Regions from separate parts of the Homo sapiens genome. Here region 1 is linked to region 2. Evidence: read pairs that join two places in POLR2A ChIA-PET (ENCODE). Cell type or tissue: OCI-LY7. All regions are shown on one strand. Each heading gives the region's core, and the rest is flanking DNA. Links, peaks and the distances in the headings are about the cores only. Region 1 overlaps PSMA8 (proteasome 20S subunit alpha 8). Region 2 has its middle 19 kb from the start of PSMA8.

Region 1 (12,263 bases), core at 2,581-10,580, 71 kb after region 2:
GGTAATTTTATTAAGGTATACTGGAGTAAACTCCAAACCTCTAAACTTTACTTAGTAACCATAAATTCATTCCTACTGCAATGATATTAATAAATTAACTTTTATTTTTCAAGGCAAATGCAATAGGCCGAAGTGCTAAAACTGTTCGAGAATTTCTAGAAAAGAATTACACAGAAGATGCCATAGCAAGTGACAGTGAAGCTATCAAGTTAGCAATAAAAGCTTTGCTAGAAGTAAGTGATCTAATAAAGCATATTCAGGAAATCATGAATTTTTTTTCCTCATCCATTTTTGTTTATTAAACACAAAATTTGCTGAAATAATTCTAATAGTGTACTTGTTCTACATTAGGTTGTCCAGTCTGGTGGAAAAAACATTGAACTTGCTATAATAAGAAGAAATCAACCTTTGAAGGTAAGTCATTAACCAAAGAGGAAAAAGTATCTGTAGTATAAAGTATTTTGACAAAAGTTAAAAAGTTGTTGGCCTCTAGGCTTCCGATATAATGTTATCCTTCATTAATGTCAAATAACCTCCACTCATTTCTGACCGTCTACCGGTTTTTTGTTTGTTTTTTGTGTTTTTTTTTTTTTTTTAAATAGAGACGGGATTTCACCACATTGCCCAGGCTGGCCTCTAACTCCTAGAATCAAGCGATCAGCCCGCCTTGGCCTCCAGTGCTGGGATTACAACTGTGAGCCACCGCAGTCGTCCTGTCTACTGATTTTTATGTATTTCCATTACTTTACATTTGAAAGTGCCTTGAGCGTCTTGTGAGACTTAAACTTTAATACGTAGCACGATAACCTTTCCATATTTCTTTGTGGCAAGTCTCATGTTATTATATGTATAACGTCTGTCAGCCGTTATGGGTTAAAACTGCTGGACTACAAAATAAAATGTTCAGGATATTGTGATAGAGGACCCACTGGCTAAAGAGCATTTGAAATGTAGTTCACTATTGTTCATTAGGTAGAACCAACTGTACAACATAGTTTGCCAGCTAGCTCTCTTTAGCTGAGATTGTAAAAAAGCACTCAAAATTTGGGAAACTATATAAGAAATATACTTAAAGGATTGTTTTATACTCAAATATGGCAGTGTACGCCTGTAATCCCAGCTACTCGAGAGACTGAGGTGGGAGGATCACTTGAGGTCAGGAGTTCAAGACCAGCCTTGGCAAGGTAACAAGACCCCCATCTCTATGAAAAAAAAAAATTAAAAATTAAATTAAAAAAAAAAAAAGGATTGTTGCCAGATGCGGTGGCTCACACCTGTAATCCCAGCACTCTGGGAGGCTGAGGCGGATGGATCACTTGAGGTCAGGAGTTCAAGACTAGCCTGGCCAACATAGTGAAACCCCGTCTCTACTAAAAATACAAAAAAAATAGCTGGGCGTGGTGGCAGACGCCTGTGATCCCAGCTGCTTGGAAGGCTGAGGCAGGAGAATCACTTCAACCCGGGAGGCGGAAGTTGCAGTGAGCTGAGATTATGCCAGTGATCTGGGCAACAGACCAAGACTCCATCTCAAAAAAAATTATTTTGAAGATTGTTTTACATATATCTTTTCTTTGGTTTTAAGGAAAATATTTCAAGTAGTGTTAAAATTAGTGCCATCTGGAGCACTGGGGTTTTTTGTTTGTTTGTTTCTGTTTTTGTTTTTGTCATCATGGTTGCTTTGACATCAATTTCCTACCCTTTATTATTCAACTAACAGATGGGATATGAGGATAAGACAGCAGCAAAGTTTCAATAAATAAGAGAAATGGGGACAAGACAGTGGAGCTTGCCCCTGCAGAGCCCCACATAAATTACAGAGTGCTGAGCACAGAGTGTGGAAATGGGTATTATCCAGGTTTTTGTCACCCCTGCTGCTAAGAGCCCAGGGACAGATGCAGCAACACCACAAGGGCACAGAAACCACTGAGGCCAGAGTTTGCCTCTTCTGCTCCATAATATACCTATGCATATAAAAATAGACACACACACACACACACACACACACACACACACAGAGTTATATGCATATTTTTGCTTTTGAGTGATAGAATGGTATGCTTACTGACAGCAGTGTTATACTGTCTTCCACATGATACTTTAGGATAGGCTATGTAGGGAATAGAACACATGCTTTGGAGTTGGTAGACTAGGATTAAGTTCCAGCAGATACATTTGTTTAACAACATGACCTTGAGCAAATTGCTCTCATCTTCAGCTTTCAGTTTTCTTCCCTATAAAATGAGTCTAACGATACCTTCATCAAAGGGCCGTTGTGATAAGTAAATGAAATGGTGTGAGATGGTAGTATCCTTTTATAGTAAGTGCTCGTTAAATGGTGTTTTACAGATTGCAGGTTTGTGGCAACCCTGTGTTGAGCAAGTCTGTCAATTCCATTTGTCCAACAGCATGTGCTTACTTTGTGTCTCTGTCACATTTTTGATAACTCTCAGAATATTTCAGACTTTTTCATTATTATTATTATATGTGTAATATAGTGACAATGTAATTATTATATAACGGTGATCTGTGATCAATGATCTTTGATATTACTGTGCTAATTGTTTTGGAGTGCCATGAACTGCATCCATATAAAAAACACTGAGTGAACTTAATCAATAAATGTTGCATGTGTTCTGACTGCTCCACTGACCAGCTATTTACCTGTGTCTCTCCCTCTCCTCAGGCCTCCTATTGCCTGAGGCATAACAATATTGAAAATAGGCCAATTAATAACCCGATAAGGGCCTCTAAGTGTTCAAGTGAAAGGAAGAGTCTCATGTCTGTCACATGAGTTTTAAATAAAAAAACTAGAATTGTTAAGCTTAGTGAGGAAGGCAGTCAAAAGCCAAGACAGGTGGAAAGCTAGGCCTCTTGTGCAAGTTATTCAAATTGTGAATGCAAAGGAAAAGTACTTAAGAAAATTAAAAGTACTTAAAGAAATTTAAAGTGCTACTGCAAGGGAACACGTGAATGATAAGAAACTGAAACAGCCAGGCCAGGCGTGGTGGCACGCACCTGGCCAACATGGCAAAACCTGTCTCTACTAAAAATACAAAATTTAGCCACGTGTGGTGGCACGCACCTGTAATCCCAGCTACTCGGCAGGCTGAGGCAGGAGAATCGCTTGAACCTGAGAGGCGGAGGTTGCAGTGAGCTGAGATGGCACCACTGCACTCCAGCCTGGGCAACAGAGTGAGACGCCATCTGAAAAAAAAAAAAAAAACCAGTCTTGTTACTGATATGGAGGTTTTAGTGGCCTGGCTGGAAGATCAAACCAGCCACAACATTCCTCTAAGCCAAAGCCTAATCCAGAGCAAAGTCCTAACTTTCTTCAATTCTGTGAAGGCTGAGAGGGGTGAGGAAGCGGAAGAAGAAAAGGCTGGAGCTAACAGAGGTTGGTTCATGAGGTTTAAGGAAAGAAGCCACCTTCATAACATAAAGGTGCAAGGTGAAGCAGCAAGTACTGATGGAGAAGCTGCAGCAAGTTATCCAGAAGATCTAGCTAAGACATTTATCTTCAGTGAAGGTGGTTATACTAAACAACAGATTTTCAATGTAGATGAAACAGCTTTCTGCTGGAAGAAGATACCATCTAAAATTTTCATAGCTAGAGATAGGAGAAATCACCTCACTGCCTGGCTTCAAGGGACGGACTGTCTTGTTAGGGGATAATGCAGCTGGTAACTTTAAGTAGAAGCCAGTGCTCATTTACAATCAATGGATGACAGCACATCTATTTATAGCATAGTATACTGAATATTTTAAGCCCACTACTGAGACCTAACACTCAAAAAAAGAAGATTCCTTTCAAAATGTTACTGCTCATTCACAGTCCACCTAGTCACCCAGTAGCTCCGATGGACATGTACAAGGAAATTAATGTTTTCGTGCCTGCTAACACATCTTTCTGCAGCACATGCATCAAGGCGTAATTTTGACTTTCAAGTCTTATTATTCAAGAAATATGGCCAGGCATAGTGGCTCACACCTATAATCTCAACACTTTGGGAGGCCAAGGCAGAAGAATTGCTAGAGGCTAGAGGTTTGAGATCAGCCTGGGCAACATAGTTAGACTGTGTCTCTACCAACATTGGCTGGGCACGGTAGCTCATGCCTGTAATCCCAGCACTTTGGGAGGCCGGAGGCAGGTGGATCACTTGAGATCAGGAGTTCAAGACCAGCCTGGCCAACATGGTGAAACCCCGTCTCTACCACAAATACAAAAATTAGCTGGGTGTGGTGGGGGGAATCTGTAATCCCAGCTACTTAGGAGGCTGAGGCAGGAGAATTGCTTGAACCCAGGAGTTGGAGGTTGCAATGAGCCAAGATCATGCTATCGCACTCCAGACAGGGCAGCAGAACGAGACTCTGTCTCAAAAAAAACAAACAAAAAGGCCGGGCGTGGTGGCTCATGCTTGTAATCCCAGCACTTTGGGAGGCCAAGGTGGGTGGATTGCTTGAGGTCAGGAGTTTAAGACCAGCCTGATCAATATGGTGAAACCCTGTCTCTACTGAAAATACAAAAATTAGCTGGGCGTGGTGGTGGGCACCTGTAATCCCAGCTACTCAGGAGGCTAAGGCAGGAGAATCGCTTGAACCTGGGAGGCAGAGGTTGCCGTGAGCCAAGATCGCACCATTGCAGTCCAGCCTGGGTGACAGAGCAAGACTCCGTCTAAAAAAAAAAAAATTAACAAACAAACAAAAATATCAACATTAACAGGAGTTTAGAATAAGTTGATTCCAACCCTTATGAATGACTTTCAGGAGTTCAAGACTTTAGTGGAGGAAGTCACTGCAGATGTGGTACAAATAGCAAGAGAACTAAAATTAGAAGTGGAGCCTGAATATGCAACTGAATTGCTGCAATCTTGTGATAAAACAGATGATGAGTTGCTTCTTAAAGATGAGAAAAGAATGTGGTTTCTTGGATGAAATCTACTCCTGGTTATGATGCTGTAAATATTGTTGAAATAACAACAAAACATTTAGAGTGTTACATAAATAAAGCAGTGACAAGGTTTGAGAGGATTGACTCCAGTTCTGAAAAGTTCAATTGTGAGTAAAATGCTATCAAACAGCATCTCATGCTATAGAGAAATCTTTTGGGAAAGGAAGAGTCTATCAATGTGGCAAACCTCATTGTTGTCTTATTTTAAGAAATTCCCACAGCCACTTCAACCTTCAGCAACCACTACCCTGATGAGTCAGCTCCATCATCAAGACAAGACCCCACCAGCAAAAAGATTACTACTTGCTGGAGGCTTACATGATTGTTAGCATTTTTTAGCAATAAAGTGTTTTCAAATTAAGATATGTTGATTTTTTTAGACATAAGGCTATTGCACACTCAATAGACTACAGTATAGTGTAAACATAACTTTAATATGCACTGGGAAACCAAAACATTTATGTGACTCAATATTTGCCTTACTGCTGTGGTCCTGAACCAAATCCACAATTTTTCCAAGGTATGCCTGTATGTGTATTCATAAACAGAGAGAGAATATCAATATGTAGTCTGTTTCAGTCATTTATTCTGGCTTAAAGCAGCTGTATCTTTTTACCTTAGATGAAAAATTTAAAAAGAACGTAAAGAATGTTATGTAAAGCTTGTCATTTTCTACAACTATAAACAAAAAATTTACCTTTCACTGTAATCTTAGGCCACCAAAATATGAGGAGAAGTGAGTTTGTCAGTAGTAATACTAAGCACTCTTTCTCCTTCCTCTATTCCTTCTCACCTGGTTTTTGAAGATCTATTAGAAGTTGTTTTTGGCCGGGCGCGGTGGCTCACGCTTGCAATCTCAGCACTTTGGGAGGCTGAGGCGGGTGGATCACCTGAGGTCAGGGGTTCGAGACCAGCCTGACCAACATAGTGAAACCCCATCTCCACTAAAAATATAAAAAATTAGCCGGGCATGGTGGCATGTGCCTGTAATCCCAGCTACTCAGGAGGCTGAGGCAGGAGAATCACTTGAACTCAGGAAGCAAAGGTTGCGATGTGTCGAGATAGCGCCACTGCACTCCAGCATAGGCGATAGAGCAAGACTCTGTCTCAAAAAAAAAAAAAAAAAAAGTTGTTTTTGGCAGCCGGGCACAGTGGCTCATGCATGTAATCCCAGTACTTTGGGAGGCCAAGGCGGGTGGATCACCTGAGGTTAGGAGTTTGAGACCAGCCTAGCCATCATGGTAAAACCCTATCTCTACTAAAAATACAAAAAATTAGCCAGGGGTGGTGGCTGGCGCCTGTAATTTCAGCTATTCAGGGGGCTGAGGCAGGAGAATCGCTTGAACCGGGAGACAGAGGTTACAGTGAGCCAAGATAATGCCATTGCACTCCAGCCTGGGCAACAAGAGCGAAACTCCATCTCAAAAAAAAAAAAAAAAAAAAAGTTGTTTTTGGCAGACATTTGAAAATTGTTTCTACTGAAAATGAAAATTCTCCTTGGAAAAAAATTAGTTCCCATTGACCTGAGGAGAAATTAAGCAGAGGTTAATGTGTTAGAACAAATGCTTTTGTCTATAAGTTAAAACAAAAAAACTCCAACTCATAGTGACTTAAAGAACAAGAAATCGTTTTTTCTCACAGATGAAAGTATAAACCTGCTCCAGACACAGTGTGTTTAACAACACAACGATGTTCTCATGTATCTAGATTTTTCCTGTCCCTCCACTCTGCAACTTTGAATATTGGCTTCATCCTAAAGTTAGTGTGTTCTAGTAAGGTTGATTCCTCTCATGACCACCAGAGGCAATCAGAATGATTTATTTTCCTGTTAACCTTTTATAGGAGAGGGAGAACTTCCCTAACTCTGGAATGTAAGTCCTTCCCTTCAATCTGATTGGAAGACTGAAGACATCCTTAGAACAGTCTCTAGAAGATTCTGTTTGCTGGTTGGCTAATGTTAAGCACTGATATAGAATGGATGTTTGGGGAATCAACCATAATGTATTCTCTAGGAAGTTTTTCAAATGTCTTCAGAGTCTGAAATTGCTTAATTGAAAATTATTTTAAAATAGACTTGCGTCTGGTTTTAAACCAGTTTTGCCAAATTTCAATGTATATAGAAATAGTTTCAATTTTGTTTCTTTACAGAGTTTTAATTTGTGGATCTTGAATAACTTATTTGTTTTCATTTTTAATGGACTCCACATGAAAATATTACAAATCCTATTGCATTCTCAATTTTGATAAATCTTTGTGTGGGATACAGTTCAGTGAAGTGATCAAAAATGGAGCTCTGGATGGGCATGGTGGCTCATGCCTGTAATCCCAGCCCTTTGGGAGACCGAGTGGGTGGATCACGAGGTCAGGAGTTCAAGATCAGCCTGGCCAACATAGTGAAACCCCGTCTCTACTAAAAATACACACACAAAAAAAAATTAGCTGGGTGTGTTGGAGGGCACCTGTAGTCCCAGCTACTTGGGAGGCTGAGGCAGGAGAATCACTTGAACCTGGGAGGCAGAGGTTGCAGTGAGCTGAGATCACGCCACTGCACTCTAGCCTGGGCAACACAGGGAGACTCTGTCTCAAAAAAAAAAAAAAAAAAAAAAAAAAAAACGCAAAGTGAGGCTCTAGAGCTACCCTAGTTCAAATTCCAGCTCTACCATTTCCCAGTGTAAACAAATTACTTCTCTGTTTCTGTTTTCTTATCTGTGGATTAATAGCCTTTCCACATATGGTTATGATGAGTACTGTATTATTAAATTAGAAAAACACATAAGATATAAGAAATTTACTGAGTAGTGTAAACCTTTATTATTTGATGCCTCTACCCCTTATTCTTAAGCTGATTTTAGAGGTGGACTGGTTTTCTAGTTATTCTCTGACCTATCCTTGGCAATTCCAGTTGTATCTAAGTTACTAAGAAGTAAATAGTATTTACTAAATATGAAAAACATAAAATCTCTTAATTTTACATATGTACTTCTTAAATCACTGACTATGTGCTGAAATTTTAACACTTTGACAGGAAATAGCTTGACTTAAGGTATATAAGTAGACTTCTACAACTTCAGTTTCTGGCATTATGCTGGATTAGATAATATAAAAACTCTTCTGCTGTAAAACATGAGGACAATTCTAGATGAAATATAACTAGTTTTTTAAAGACATAGCTGAGCTTCTGCAAGAACTAAAAGAAAATCCCCAGGAACCAAAAATGAATACTACACTGAAAGCCAGAGGTAAACATTTGGATTAAACTGCCCTGGAGAAGGATACTTGTCTCCCTAGCCTAGGAAGTTAGATATAAACACCTACTTGGGGCCAGGAATCAGTAGAAAGGTAGAACTTAAAACATTTTCTCATTTAATGCCAGGATTCTTCCATGAAAGGATGGACCAGGCTGGGCACCGTGGTTCATGCCTGTAATCCCAGCACTTTGGGAGGCCAAGGCGGCCAGATCACCTGAGGTCAGCAGTTTGAGATTAGCCTGGCCAACATGGTGAAAACCCATCTCTACTAAAAATACAAAAAATTAGCCGGGTGTGATGGTGTGCGCCTGTTGTCCCAGCTACTCAGGGGGCTGAGGCAGGAGAATCACTTGAGCCTAGGGTGGCAGAGGTCGTAGTGAGCTGAGATCATGCCACTGCACTCCAGCCTGGGCGACAGAGCAAGAGTCTGCTTCAAAAAAAGTGAGGTCTGAGCAGTGGCTCACACCTGTAATACCAGCATTTGGGGAGACTGAGGCAGGAGGATAAGTTCTTACTTATCAATAATAACATTGAATGTAAGTGGACTAAACTCTCCAATCAAAAGATATAGAATGACTGAATGGATTTAAAAAAAAAGACCCAATGATCTGTTGACTACGAAAAACATACTTCACCTATAAAGACAAACATAGACTGAAAAAAAGAGATGGAAAAAGATATTTCATGCCAATAGAAACCAAAAAAGAGCCAGAGTCACTATACTTATATCAGACAAAATAGATTTCAAGGCAAAAACTATAAGAAGAGACAAAAAAGGTCACTATATAATGATAAAGGGGTCAGTTCAGCAAGAAGATATAACAGTCTTAAATATATATGCACCCAACACTGTAGAACCTAGATATGTAAAGTAAACATTATTAGAGCTAAAAAAAACCAGATAGATTCCAATACAATAATAGCTAGAGTCTTCAACACCCCATTTTCAGCATTGGACAGATCTTCCAGACAGAAAATCAGCAAAGAAACATCAGACTTAAACTGCACTGTAGACCAAATGTATCTAATAGATATTTACAGAACATTTCATCCAACAGCTGCAGAATATGCATTATTCTCCTCAGCATATGGACCATTTTCAAGGATAGACCATATTTAGGTCACAAAATAAGCCTTAAAATATTCAAAAAATTGAAATAATATCAAGCATCATCTCTGACCACAGTGGAAAAAAAAAACTAGAAATCAGTAACTAGAGGAATTTTGGAAACTATACGAATACATGGAAATTAAACAATATGCTCCTGAATGACCAGTGAGTCAATGAAGAAATTAAGAAAAAAATTGAAAATTTTCTTGAAACAAGTGATAATGAAAACCTAACATATCAAAACATATGGAATACAGTGAAAGCATTACAAAGAAGGAGGTTTATAGCTATAAGTGCCCACATCAAAAAAGGACACCAAAAAAAAAAAAAATAGAAAGGTGTTCCATGTTCATGGATTGGAAGAATCAATGTTTTTAAAATGTCCATACTACCCAAAGTAATCTACAGATTCAATGCAATCCCTGCCAAAATACCAATGATATTCTTCACAGAAATATAAAAAAAAATCATAAAATCTATATAAAAACCTCAAAAGACCCAGAAGAGCCAAAGCTGCCCTAAGCAAAAAGGACAAAACTGAAGGAATCATATTGCCTGACTTCAAATTATGCTACAGAGCTATGGTAACCAAAGCAGCATGGTTCTGGCATAAAGACAGACACATAGATTAATTAAACAAAATGGAGATCCCAGAAACAAATCCACATATATATAGTGAACTCATTTTCGACAGAGGTGCTAAGAACATACACTGGGAAAAAGTTTCTTCAATAAAGGATGCTGGGAAAACTGGATATCCATATGCAGAAGAATGAAACTAAACCCCTATCTCTCACCATATATAAAAAATCAAAAAAGAATAGATTAAAGACTTAAGCCTGTGACCTCAATCTATAAAACTACTACAAAAACATTGGAGAAAATCCCCAGGACATTGGTCTGCGCAAAATATTCTTGAGTAGTACCCTACAAACACAGGCAACCAAAGCAAAAATGGACAAATAGGATCACATCAAGTTAAAGAACTTCTGCACAGCAAAGGAAACAATCAACAAAGTGAGGTGACAGCCCACAGAATGGGAGAAAATATTTGCAAATTTACCCTTCTGACAAGGGTTTAATAACCAGAATGTATAAGGAGCTCAGACAACTCTATAAGAGAAAAAACAATAATCTGATCAAAAAATGGGTGAAGGATTTGAATTTGTATGTCTTCTTTTCTCAAAAGAAGACATACAAATGGCAAACAGGCATATAAAAAGGTGCTTGGGCTGAGCTCTTGCTTGTAATCCCAGCACTTTGGGAGGCCAAGGCGGGAGGATCACTTGAGCCTAGGAGTTTCAGACCAGCCTGGACAACACAGTGAGACCTTGTCTCTACAAATATAATAATTTAAAAATTAGCCTGATGTGGTGGTGTGCTCCTGTGGTCCCAGCTACTTGGGAAGCTGAGGTGGGAGGATCACTTGAACCTGGGAGGTCAAGGCTGCAGTGAGCCATGATTGTGCCACTGTACTCCATCCTGGGCAACAGAGCAAGACCCCATCTCCAAAAAAAAGGTGATCAACATCATTGATCATCAGAGAAATGCAAATCAAAACTACAATAAAATATCATCTCACCCCAGTTAAAATGGCTTATATCTAATAGACAAGCTACAGCAAATGCTGGTGAGGATATGGAGAAAAGGGAACCCTCATACACTGTTGGTGGGAATGTAAATTAGTACAACCACCATGAAGAATAGTTTGGAGATTCCTCAAAAAACATAAAATAAAAGTACATATGGTCCAGCAATCCCACTACTGGGTGTATACCCAAAAGAAAGGAAATCAGTATATTGAAGAAATAGCTGCACTCCCATGTTAATTGCAGAACTGTTCACAATAGCCAAGATTTGGAAGCAACCTTAGGGTCCATCAACAGATGAATGTACGAAGACAATGTGATACTTACACACAATGAAGTACTGTTCTGCCCCCAAAAAAATAATGAGATACTGTCATTTGTAATAACATGGATGGAACTGGAGATCATTATGTTAAATAAGGCAGGCATGGAAAGACAGACATTGCATGTTTTTACTCATTTGTGGAATCTAAAAATCAAAACAATTGAACTCATGGAGATACAGAGTAGAAGGATGGTTACTAGAGGCTGGGAAGGGTAGTGGGGGGCAGGGGCAGGTGGGGATGGTTAATAGGTACAAAAAAATAGAATTTATAAGACCTAGTATTTGATAACACAACAGGGTAACTATAGTCAATAACAATTTAATTGTACATTTTAAGATAACTAAAAGAGTATAATTGGATTTTTTGTAACACAAAGGATAAATGCTTGAGGGGATGGATACCCCATTCTCCATGATGTGGTTATTATGCATCACATGCCTGTATCAAAATATCTCATGTACCCCATAATATATATACCTACTATGTACTCATAAAAATTAAAAATAATTTTTTGAAAAGGCTTCTTGAGGCTGGGCGCAGTGGCTCATGCCTGTAATCCCAGCATTTTGGGAGGCCGAGACAGGCAAATCGATTGAGCCCAGGAGTTTGAGACCAGCCTGGGCAACATGGCGAAACCCCGTCTCTACAAAAAATACAAAAGTTAGCTGGGCATGGTGGTTCACATCTGTAGCCCCAGCTACTCCGGTTGCTGAGGCGGTAGGATGGCTTGAGCCCAGGAGGCAGAGGTTGCAGTGAGCTGTGATCATGCCGCTGTGCTTCAGCTGTAGGCAGCAGAGCAAGACCCGGTCTCAAAAAGGAAAAAGAAAGTGAAAGACACTTTTTCAAAGGAGGAAATTATTTCTTCCCCAAGTAATACCACATCACTTTATTCAGGTTTGTATTGTAATGATCTATTTATATGCCAGTTTTTTTCCACTAAACTGTGGACTCCTTAATAGCAGGTAAGAATTATATTCTTCCACTTTCAGAGCCCATGGAACTCCTAGTAATTGCTTGATGGGTAAATTCATTTCATAAAAC
Region 2 (12,263 bases), core at 1,330-9,329:
CCATAAGCACAAAATGTTTTTCCATTTGTTTGTGTCATTTCTGATTTCAGTAGTGTTTTTTAATTCTCATTGTAGAGATCTTTTACCTCCCTGGTTAGCTGTATTCCTAGGTATTTTATTCTGTTTGTGGCAATTGTAACTGGGATTACACTTCTGATCTGGCTGTCAGCTGGGATGTTGTTGGGAGAAATGCTACTGATTTTTCTATGTTGATTTTGTATCCTGAAAGTTTGCTGAAGTTGTTTATCAGATCAAGTAGGTTTTGGGCAGAGAATATGGGGTTTTCCAGATATAGAATCATGTGGCCAGGTGTGGTAGCTCACGCCTGTAATCCCAGCACTTAGGGAGGCCGAAGTGGGCAGATCACGAGGTCAGGAGTTCAGGACCAGTCTGGCCAACATAGTGAAACCCCAAATATACTAAAAACAGAAAAATTAGCTGGGCATGGTGGTGTACACCTGTAGTCCCAGCTACTCGGGAAGCTGAGGCAGAAGAATCGCTTGAAACCAGGAGGCAGAGGTTGCAGTGAGCCGAGATCGCGCCACTGCATTCCGCCCTGTGCAAGAGAGTGAGACTCCATCACAAAAAGAAAAAAAAAAAATTATGTCATCTACAAACAAGAGTATTCTGACTTCCTCTCTTCCTATTTGGATGCCTATTATTTCTTTCTCTTATCTGATTGCACTGGCCAGGACTTCCAATACTATGTTGAACAGGAGTGGTAAAAGAGGGCATCCTTGTCTTTTGCTGGTTTTCAGGGGGAAATATTTCCAGCTTTTGCCCATTCAGTTCACTGTGGAGTTCTCAAGATGGCTATTGTTTTTAAGTATGTTCCTTTACTACCTACCTTATTGAGGATTTTTGACATAAAGTAATAATGAATTTTATAGAAAGCCTTTCCTGCATCGATTAATCATGATTTGTTTTTAATTCTTTTTTTATTTTTATTTTATTTTATTTTTTGAGACAGAGTTTCACTCTTGTTGCCCAGGCTGGAGTGCAATGGCACAATCTCAGCTCACTGCAAACTCCACCTCCCAGGTTCAAGCAATTCTCCTGCCTCAGCCTCTGAGAGCTGGGATTACAGGTGTCTGCTACCATACCCAGCTAATTTTTTGTATTTTTAGAAGAGATGGGATTTCACCATGTTGGCCAGGCTGGTCTTGAACTCCTGACCTTAGGTAATCCATCCGCCTCAGCCTCCCAAAGTGCTGGGATTACAGGCATGAGCCACCATGCCTTGACTGTTTTTAATTCTTTTTCTGTGGTTCATCAAATTTATCAATTTGCATATGTTGAACCAACCTTGCATCCCAGGGATTAAGCCTAATTCATTGTGATGGATTAGTTTTTTGATGTGTTGTTGGATTTGGTTTGCTAGTATTCTGTTAAGGATATTTGCATGAATTTTCATCAAGGATATTGGCCTGAAGTTTGTTTTGTTTTGTTTTGCCATGTCTCTGCCAGGTTTTAGTATTTAGGATAATGCTGGCTTCATACGGTGAGTTGGGGAGGAGTCCTTCCTCCTCAATTTTTTGGAATAGTTTCAGTAGTAAAGGCACCAGCTCTTCATTAAACATTAGGTAGAATTTGGCTGTGAATCCTTCTGATCTTGGGCTTTTTTTTTTTATTGTTGATAGGCTTTTTATTACTGATTCAATTTTGGAACTTATTATTGACCTGTTCAGGGATTCAATTTTTTACTGGTCCATTCTTGGAAGATTGTATGTGTCCAGGAATTTATCCATTTCTTCTAAGTTTTCTAGTTTGTGTGTTTAGAGGTGTTCATAGTAGTGTCTGATGCTTTTTGTATTTCTGTAGGATGAATGGTAATGTCCCCTTTATCATTTCTAATTGTGTTTATTTGTATCTTCCCTCTTGTTTTCTTCATCAGTCTACCCAGCAGTCTATTGATCTTACTAATTTTTTCAAACACCCAATTCCTGGATTCATTGATCTTTTCTGTGGTTTTTCATATATCAATTTGCTTCAGTTCAGCTCTGACTTTAGTGATTTCTTATATTCTGCTAGCTTTGGCATTGGTTTGCTCTTGCTTCTCTAGTTCTTCTAGTTGTGATGTTAGGTTGCCAATTTGAGATCTTTCTAACCGATTGATGTGGGCATTTAGTGCTATAAACTTCTCTCTTAACACTGACTTAGCTGTGTCCAAGAGATTCTGATATACTTTATCTTTGTTCTCATTAGTTTCAAAGAATGTCTTGATTTATGCCTTAATTGTTCAGTCAAAACTCACTCAGGAGGAGGTTGTTTAATTTCCATATAATTGTATGGTTTTGAGTCATTTTCTTAGTATTAATTTCTGTTTTTATTGTGCTGTCGTCCAAGAGTGTGGTTGGGATGATTTCAGTTTTTTTGAATTTGCTGAGTATTATTTTACGTACAATTGTGTGGCCAATTTTAGAATATGTCCTATGTGGCAATGAGAAGAATGTATATTCTGTTGTTTTGGGGTGGAGAGTTCTATAGCTGTCTATTAGGTCAATTTCATCAAGTGTTCACTTCAGGTCCTCAATATCTTTCTTAATTTTCTGACTCAATGATCTAATACTGTCAGTTGGGTGTTGACGTCTCCCAACATTTTTGTGTGGGAATCAAAGTCTCTTTGTAGGTCTCCAAGAACTTGCTTTATGAATCTGGTCACTCCTGTGTTGGGTGCATATATATTTAGGATAGTTAGGTCTTCTTGTTGAATTGAATGCTTTACCATTATGTAATGTCTTTCTTAGTCTTCTTTGATATGTTTGGTTTAAAGTCTATTTTGTCTGAAACTACGGTTGCAACTCCTGCTTTTTTTATGATTTCCATTTTCTTGGTAGTTTTTCTCCATCCCTTTATTTTGAGCCAATGGGATATCATTGTGTGTGAGACAGGTCTCTTGCAGAGAGTATACCATTGGGTCTTCCTTTTTTGTTGTTTGTTTGTCTGTTTTTGAGAGAGGGTCTTGCTCTGCCACCCAGGCTGGAATGCAGTGGTAAGATCACAGCTCACTGCAGCCTCGACTTCCCAGGCTCCTCCCTCAGCCCCCCAAATAGCTGGGACCACAGGCACATGCCACAATGCCCAGCTTAATTTTTCTATTTTTTTTGTAGGGATGGTGTTTCACCATGTTGCCCAGACTGGTCTTGAACTCCTAAGCTCAAGCAATCTGCCCACAGGATCAAATCTGCAGGCTCAATCTATGCATATCAATACTAATCTTGAATATAAATGGGCTAAAAGCCCCAATTAAAAGGCACTTGTGTTGTTAACTGGTAATATTATATAGACTTGTTTGTGCATTATAGTGTCACTGGTCTGTGTACTTCAGTGTATTTTTGTAGTGGCTGGTAATGGTCATTCGTTTCAATATTTGGTGCTCCTTTCAGGACTTCTTGTAAGGCAGGTCTGGTGGTAACAAGTTCCCTCAGCATCTACTTGAATGAAAAGGATCTTATTTCTCCTTCACTTATGAAGCATAGTTTGGCTGGATACAAAATTATTGTTGTTGTTTTTTTTTTTTTAAGAATTTTGAATATAGGCTACTAATCTCTTCTGGCTTGTGGTGTGGTGTTTCTGGTGAAAGGTCCACTGTTAGCCTGATGGGGTTCCCTTTGTAAGTAACTCGCTCCTTCTCTTTAGCTGCCTTTAACATTTTTTTCTTGTATTTCAGTCTTGGAGAATCTGATGATCATGTGTCTTGGGAATGGTCTTCTTGTGTAATAACTCGGGTGTTCTCTTCACTTCCTGGATTTGAATGCTGGCCTCTCTAGAAAGGTTGGGGGAGTTTTCATAAATGAAATCCTAATATATGTTTTCCAAGCTGCAAGCAAGTTTGCTTTCTCCTCATCTCTTTCAGGGATGCCAATCAGTCATAGAATTGGTCTCATTACATAAACATGTATTTCTTGGAGGTTTTGTTCATTCTCTTTTACTCTTTTTCCTTTATTTTTAACTGAGTGAATTATTTCAGAGAGCCAGTCTTTGAGCTTGGAGATTCTTTTTTCAGCTTGGTCTATTCTGCTGTTAGTACTTACAATACATTATGCAATTTTTATAGTCTGTTTTTCAGCTCTATCAGATCAGTTTGGTTCTTTTTTATAATAACTATTTCATCTATGAGCACTTGCATCATTTTATTGTGATTCTTAGCTTCCTTGAAATGGGTTTTGACATTTTCCTGAATCTCAAGTATCTTATTGTTTAATATAACATCTTCAAATTGATACTGAGGTAATTGATTTTTAGTTTTTCTTCTTTTCTAATGTGTGCACTTAATGCAATCATCTTCTTCCTGATCATTGCTTTGGCTGCATCACACAAGTTTTAATACATTATATTTTTGTTATGATCCAGTTCAAAATATTTTCTAATTTCCATTGTGAATTCTTCTTTGACCCTTGGTTATTTCAAAATACATTACAAATTTTTCAAATACACTTTGAAAATGTTGTGGGCTGGGCATGGTGACTCATGCCTATAATCACTTTGGGAGGCCAAGACAGGAGGATTGCTTGGGCCCATGAGCATTTTTTTCAACTAAGTGGGCATGGTGGCATGTGCCTGTGGTCCCAGCTACTTGGGAGGCTGAGGTGGGAGGATCACTTATGCCCAAGAGTTCGAGGCTATGGTGAGATCTGACTGTACCACTGCACTCCAGCCTGGGTGGCAGAGTAAGGCCCTGTCTCAAAAATAAATGTTACGAAACAATTTCTAGTTATGGTGCTGGTAACTGATTCCTGGCTTAACTGCACTAGGGGAAGGGATGCAAAAATTCTATATGCATTTAATGCTTTACAATTTGCAAAACTTGCCTCATGGTCTACCATATATCCAATTTTTGTAAATGTTCCACATTTGTTCAAAATGTATTTTTAGTCCACAGTTGTTTGGGGTATGTGTGTGAGACAGAGAGATAGACAGAAGTGAAAGAGATGCCAAGTTTATTAGTTGGGTTGTTTAAATATTCTATATGGTTTTAATTTTTTGTCTGCTTATTTTATCAATTACCAAAAAAAACCACTTTGTTAAAATCTCCTACAACAAGGATTGGAACTAGGTACAAATTAGGAATTGTTAGGTATCCCAGTAAACTAAACCTTTTATCATTACAAAATGTCCTTCAGTTTCTCTTGCTATGCATCTTGATCCAACGTCTACTTTGTTATACTAGCTTTCTTTGTTTAGTGTTTGCATGATGTATCTTTTTCATCATTTTACTTTCAAAGTTTCTTTACTCTTTAATGTTGTTTTGTTTTGTTTGAGACGGAGTCTTGCTCTGTCACCTAGGCTTGTGGAGCTGCCCAAGGCCTTGGGAGCCCACCCCTTGTATCAGCATGCCTTGCATGTCAGACATGGAGTCAAAGGAGATTATTTCAGAGCTTTAAGATTTAATGACTGCCCTGCTGGGTTTCAGACTTCCATGGAGACTGTAGCCCCTTTATATTGGCCAATTCTCCCATTTGAAATGGGAGCATTTACCCAATGCCTGTACTCCCATTGTATCTTGGAAGTAACTAAATTGTTTTTGATTTTACAGGCTCATAAGTGGAAGGGACTTGCCTTGTCTCATATGAGACTTTGGACTTGGACTTTTGAATTCATGCTGGAATGAGTTAAGACATTGAGGAACTGTTGGGAAGGCATGATTGTGTTCTGAAACATGAGAAGGACATGAGGTTTAAGGGGGGCTGGGGTGGAATGATATGGTTTGGCTCTGTATCCCCAACTAAATCTCATATTGATTTGTAATTCCCACTTTTGGAGGAAGGACTTGGTCAGAGGTGACTGGATCATGGGGGCGGATTTCCCCCTTGCTGTTCTTGTGATAGTGAGTGAGTTCTCATGAGATCTCATGGTTTAAAAATGTGTGGCATCCCCCCCTTCTCTCTCTCTCTCTCCTGTCACATGAATACGTGTGTGCTTCCCCCTTTGCCTTCTGTCGTGACTGTAAGTTTCCCAAGGCCTCACCCAGTCTTGCCTCCTCTATAGCCTGAAAAACTGTGAGTCAATTAAACCTCTTTTCATTATAAACTACCCAGTCAAGGTAGCTCTTTATAGCAATGTGAAAATGGACTAATACACTTGGTTAGGGGTATTCCTAGGTATTTTATTCTTTTTATAGCAATTGTGAATGGGATTGCATTCCTGATTTGGCTCTCAGCTTGACTGTTGAAAGCTGGAGGCATCATGCTACCCAACTTCAACCTATACCACAGGGCTACAGTAACCAAAATAGCACAGTACTGGTACAAAAACAGACACATGGACCAATAAAACAGAATAGAGAGCCCAGAAATAAGCCTCATACCTAACATCCATCTGGTCTTCAACAGCTGACAAAAATAAACAATGGGGAAAGAAATATCTGTTCAATAAACACATCTGACAAAAGTCTAATATCCAGCATCTATGAGGAACTTAAATTTACAAGAAAAAAAACAACCCCATTAAAAAGTGGGCAAAGGACATGAACAGACAGTTTTCAAAAGGAGACATACACGCAGCCAACAAGTGTATAAAAAAGCTCACCGCTGGCCAGGTGCAGTGGCTCACACCTGTAATCCCAGCACTTTGGGAGGCCGAGGCAGGCAGATCATAAGGTCAGGAGATCGAGACCATCCTGGCTAACACGGTGAATCCTCCTCTCTACTAAAAAAATACAAAAAATTAGCCGGGCGTGGTGGTGGGCACCTGTAGTCCCAGCTACTTGGGAGGCTGAGGCAGGAGAAGGGCATGAACCTGGGAGGCAGAGCTTGCAGTGAGCCGAGATCCCGCCACTGCACTCCAGTCTGGGCAGCAGAGCGAGACTCCATCTCAAAAATAAATAGATAAATAAATTAATTAATTTAATTTAATTTAAAAAAGTTCAACATTGCTGATCATTAGAGAAATGGAAACCAAAACCACAATAAGATCCCATCTCACACCAGTGAGAATGACTATGGTGAAAATGTCAAAAATAACAGGTGCTGGCAAGGCTGTGGAGAAAAAGGAGAGCTTATACACTGTTGGTGGGAGTAGAAATTAGTTCAACCATTGTGGAAAGTAATGTGGCAATTCATCAAAGAGCTAAGAACAGAGCTACCATTAGACCCAGCAATCCCATGAATGGCTATATACCTAAAGGAATATAAATCATAAAGACATGTGCACATATATATTCATAGCAGCAGAAGTCACAGTAGAAATGACAGGGAATCAACCTAAATGCCCAACAATGACAGATAGAAGAAAGATAATGTGAAACACATACACCATGAAATACTATGGAGCCATAAAAAAGAATGAGATTATGCCCTTTGCAGCAACAAAGCCAAATACCACATGTATTTATAATACTTATAAGTGGAAGCTTATAAGTGGAAGCTAAATGATGAGAACACATACACACATAGAGGGGAATGACACTGGAGCCTACCAGAGGGTAAAGGGTGGGAGGAGGGAGAAGATCTGGAAAAATAACTAATGAGTACTAGGCTTAATACCTGGGTGATGAAATAACCTTACAACAAAACCCCCCATGACTTGAGTTTACCTATTTAACAAACCTGCACATGTATCCCTGAACTTATAAGTTTAAAAAAACTCATTCCATTATAGAGAATATAAATATTAATGTAGCATCTTTAAATCCACTATAATACTATTGGCTATTATCCAAGTCTCTTATTGTTCCTTTATCTTTCTTCTCATGTGTTCTTTAGATTATTTTATTATTTATGATTATACATTCCTATACGATTCTTTTTTTTTTTTTTTTTTGAGATGGAGTCTCGATCTGTCACCCAGGCTGGAATGCAGTGGCGCAATCTCAGTTCATGCAACCTCGCCTCTCGGGTTCAAGTGATTCTCCTGCCTCAGCCTAAGTAGCTGGGATTACAATTGTGCACCACCATGCCTGGCTAATTTTTTGTATTTTTAGTAGAGAAGGGGTTTCACCATGTTGGTCAGGCTGGTATTGAACTCCTGACCTTGTGATCTGCCCGCCTCAGCCTCCCTAAGTGCTGGGATTACAGGCGTGAGCTACTGGGCCCATTTTTTTTCTTTTCTTTTTTTTTTTTTTTTTTTTTGAGACAGAGTCTCGCTGAGATGCCCAGGCTGGAGTGCAATGGCATGATCTCAGCTCACTGCAACCTCCGCCTCCTGGGTTCAAGTGATTCTCCTGTCTCAGCCTCCTGAGTAGTCGGGACTATAGGCGCACACCACTGCGCCCTGCTAATTTTTGTATTTTTAGTAAGGACAGGGTTTGACCATATTGGCCAGGCTGGTCTTGAACTCCTCACCTCAAGTGACCCGCCTGCCTCGGCCTCCCAAAGTGCTGGGATTACAATCGTGAGCCACCACGCCCAGCCAACGTTCTTATATGATTCTCTTAGTGGTTTTCCCAGAGATTACAACATGCCTTCTGGACCACTTGAGTTGAATATAAATTAGAAGTTTTACTACTTACTGCAATAATGAAAGGAGGTTAGAATATTTTAACTCCATTTGCCCCCTTACCAAATTTACATATTATTTTGTCACAAATGTTAATACTCTTATAAACCCATGAGTTTATTTAATGTTTATTTGAATTTGTGCATGTACATTATCCTTAATGCTCTTCATTTCTTCTTGCATCTCCAAACTTCCATCTTTGATCATTTTTTTCTGTCTAAAGAAGATTCTTTTGTGTTTCCTTTACTGAGTGTCTGTCGGTGACTGGTTTCTGCTTTTGAAAAATACCTTAATTTTGCCTTGTAATTTGGAACATTATTAAATACAGAATATCATGTTTGCATTTATTTCATTTTAGCAAGTTGAAGATAGAATTCCATTGTAACCACCTGGATATCATCTGACAGCCCTATTGTGGCTCCTTTTTTGGAAATATGTCTATTTTTTTCCTTTGGATAGTGTTAAGATTTTCTCATTGTCTTTGGTTTACAGCAGATTTATTGTGGTTTTTCTAAGTGTGAATTTTATTCTGCTTGGTGGTAACAGTTTTTCCTGAATCTGTTGCTTTATTCTTTTGTCAGTTTTGAAAAAATTCTAAACCAAGTATCTTTTAATGTTGTTTCTACTCTATTTTAAAATCTCTATTCTTCTGGTACCCCAACTATACATACATTAGATTTTTCAACATATCCAATATGGTTTTTTTTTCAGTGTTATCATTTTATCTCTGGCCGCTTTGATAAAGTTTTTTTTTTAACTATCATCTAGCTCTTCACTTCTCTCTTCAACTAGGTTGACCCATTTTAAAATCCATTCATTGAGCTCTCAATTTCCATTAATGTAGTTTTCACTTCTACAATTTCCAATGGACTGTTTATTGACACTTTTAGTCCCTGCTGAAAATCTCTATCTTGTCTTTAATCCCTTGAATATAATTATCTTAATTGTTTTACAAATATATACCTGATAAATTCATTATCTGAACTTTATATTCATCTCTTTCTATCGTCTATTGTTTCTCTTGTTGTTTGGTGATAACACGTCTTTTGTGTGCATGGCTATTTTTGATGGAGCAGAACATATTGCATATGAAAAATTGCAACAATTATTTGAGACTCTGCATGATATTATTTTCCTGTACAGAGGATTTACTTTTGCTTCTGGAAGGCAGTTAGTCATCCAGGGACACTAGCAATGCTTTATCCTAGTGCTTTAAAGCTTTTGGTCTCAAGAACACTTTGCCTCTTTAAAATTATTGAAGACCTCAAGTAGCTTTTTTTTTCCCTCATGGGTTCTATCATATTACCAAAATAGAAATTAAAAGATACTTTATTTATTTTTTTATTTTGAGACAGAGTCTTGCTCTGTCACCCAGGCTGGGGTGCAGTGGCGTGATCTCAGCTCACTGCAACCTTTGCATGCCACTTTGAAGCGATTCTCCTGCCTCAGCTTTCTGAGTAGCTGGGATTACAGGCGTCTGTCACCACACCCAGCTAATTTTTGTATTTTTAGTAGAGACAGGGTTTCACCATCTTGCTCAGGTGGTCTTGAACTCCTGACCTCAAGTCAGACCTCAGTCTGAATGTCTGCCTCAGCCTCCCAAAGTGCTGAGATTACAGGCGTGAGCCACCACGCACAGCCTGATATCTTACTTATTAATTAATGAAAAAATAAACTCATTATATATTGGCATATTTAATATATTTCTATTAAAAAATCTATATTTTCCAAATCAAAAAAATAGTGAAAAGAGTGACATTGCAAATCTCTTCAATGTCTAGCTTAATAGAATACAGCTGAATTCTCATATCTGCTTCTATATTCAAATGGCTAAAATGTTACTTTAGTTGAAATATGGGGAAAAAATCTAGCCTCACAAAGATATATATTAGGAAAGAGAGGAGTATTATTTAAATAGCCTTTTTAGATAACTTCAGATCAATCATTCAATGATTTCAAATCACTGGATATTCCTTGATACTAGACCAACACTCAAAAAGTGGTAGTTTCTTTAAGTTAAAATGTATAACCTAGTTTCAGTGGGGTCAAGATAGTCAATTAGAAGCAGCTACCGTGCTTGGCACTCATGGAGAGTACCAGGGTCAGAGAAAGCAGAAAGAAACATGAAAATGGCTCAACAGACAAAGACAGATTTCTTTTGGAGAATAAACCTGAGAGGGGCTTCCGGCTGATTTAGGTCAGGAGCATCTCTCTTACAGACTAAGTGTATTTAAGGGTTTAAGGAGGAAGAGCTTATCGCAGGCTTGGAATGTTTCTGGGTGGAAGGGAATTTATCTCGGGGTTGGAATGTTTTTGGTCGGAGATGTCTCTGTGGTTTATGGTCATGCTGACATTAGCCATTAGGCTGATGTGTTTGGGGCCGGATTTAGGCAGTTTTTTAATCAAAGGGAACTTAAAATGGTGCTGTTTGTCCAAGATGGCAGTGCTCCTGCTGTGTCAGAGAAGAATGAAAGGGGTGAGTAAATACAGCACCTTCAACTGAAACATCCAGGTACTCACATTGGGACTGATCAGGGAAACAACTCGACCCACAGAGAACAGAGAAAAGCAGGGCAAGGTGACAGCCTACCCAGGAGCTACACAGAGCCAAGTGAACCCCTGGCCTCAGCCAAGGGAAGCGGTGAGTGAATGTGTGACCCAGGAAACCACACTTCTTTCATGGATCTTTGCAACCCTTGGATGAGGAGACCCCCTCATAAACCCACTCCACTAGGGCCTGGGGGTCCAACACACAAAGCTGTCTAGAGCCTCAGCAAAGCAACTGCTCAGGCACTCACAAAGACCCAGGAGCTTTACATATTCCAGCCCTGGGATCTCCAGCAAAAATGACTGCAACTCAGGCAAGGTAGGAGGTCGGTATATACCCCTAGGAAGAGGGCTGAATCCAGGGGCCCTCACTTCCACAGCACTTCATATGACTGACTGGCTTGGAATTCCAGCCAGCCACTGGCAACAGGGTAGCCCCTGCCTGAGACAGAACAGAGCCGGGACTGGGTGGGGGCGGAGGTAGGGGGTTGGGGACGGACTGCCATCTTTGCTGTTGGAGACTCAACCGTTCCAGCATGCCTATGGGCTTTGGAGAGTCCAAATGGTCCAGACAAGAAAGGGATCCCCCAACATAGCACAGCTGCTTTACCAAAACATGGCCAGACTGCTTATTTAAGCAGGACCCCGATCCAATTCCTCCTCATGGGGCAGGATCTCCTAGCCAGGGCCTTCAGCCACCCCCACCCATATTCTATAGACAGTGCTCTGATCTCTCGCTAGGATGGAGTGCCTGGGGGAAGAGGTGGGCCACCACCTTTGTTGATTGGACCACACAGCCATTCCAGCCTGCCAACTTTGGGGCATCCAAATGGTCCAGACAGGAAGGGACTCCCAAGCACAGCACAACTGTTTTCCCAAAGTATAGCCAGGCTGCTTCCTTAAGTGGGACCCCGATCCATTCCTCCCCATTGGGTAAGATCTCATAGCTGGGGCCTCCAGCCTCCCTTGCCCATATTCTATGGACAGAGTTTTGATTTCTCCCTGGGACGGAGTACCTGGGAGGCGGGGCAGGCTGCCACCTTAGCTGTTTGGGCAACTTGGCTATTCCAGCCTGCAGGATTTGGAGGGTCCAAGTCAACTGAGGCATAGGTGGTTCCCCAGCACAGCACAGCTGTTTTTTCAGTGCATGGCCAGACTGGTTCTTTAAGTAAAACCCTGATCCATTCTTCCTCACTGGGCAGGTCCTCCCAGCTGGGGCCTCCAGCTATCCCCCACCAGTGTTCTACAGTGAACAGAGGTTTTAATTTCTCCCTGGGATG

What was found. Peaks named below come from ENCODE experiments on the same cell type or tissue, not always from the same donor. Only the 100,000 strongest peaks of a DNase experiment are listed, where the experiment ranks them.
Region 1: POLR2A ChIA-PET joins it to region 2 with 10 read pairs; 3 of 35 experiments call an interaction of 5 or more read pairs at or near these places.

Annotation. Positions count from the first base shown.
Region 1 is chr18:26,178,717-26,190,979 of GRCh38, forward strand. It overlaps PSMA8 (proteasome 20S subunit alpha 8), which reads left to right. Exons shown (of 7, transcript NM_001025096.2): 5 at 114-233; 6 at 352-414. Among named protein-coding and RNA genes, the nearest start is that of TAF4B, 42 kb to the right of the region's middle. RefSeq lists an enhancer at 12,042-12,151. In OCI-LY7, for the core only: CTCF peaks have their summits at 6,761 and 6,962; DNase peaks (open chromatin) are centred at 2,945, 3,666 and 6,703; H3K27ac peaks cover 3,185 bases.
Region 2 is chr18:26,108,702-26,120,964 of GRCh38, forward strand. No RefSeq gene overlaps it. Among named protein-coding and RNA genes, the nearest start is that of PSMA8, 19 kb to the right of the region's middle. In OCI-LY7, for the core only: no CTCF peak of the experiment used is centred there; no DNase peak of the experiment used is centred there.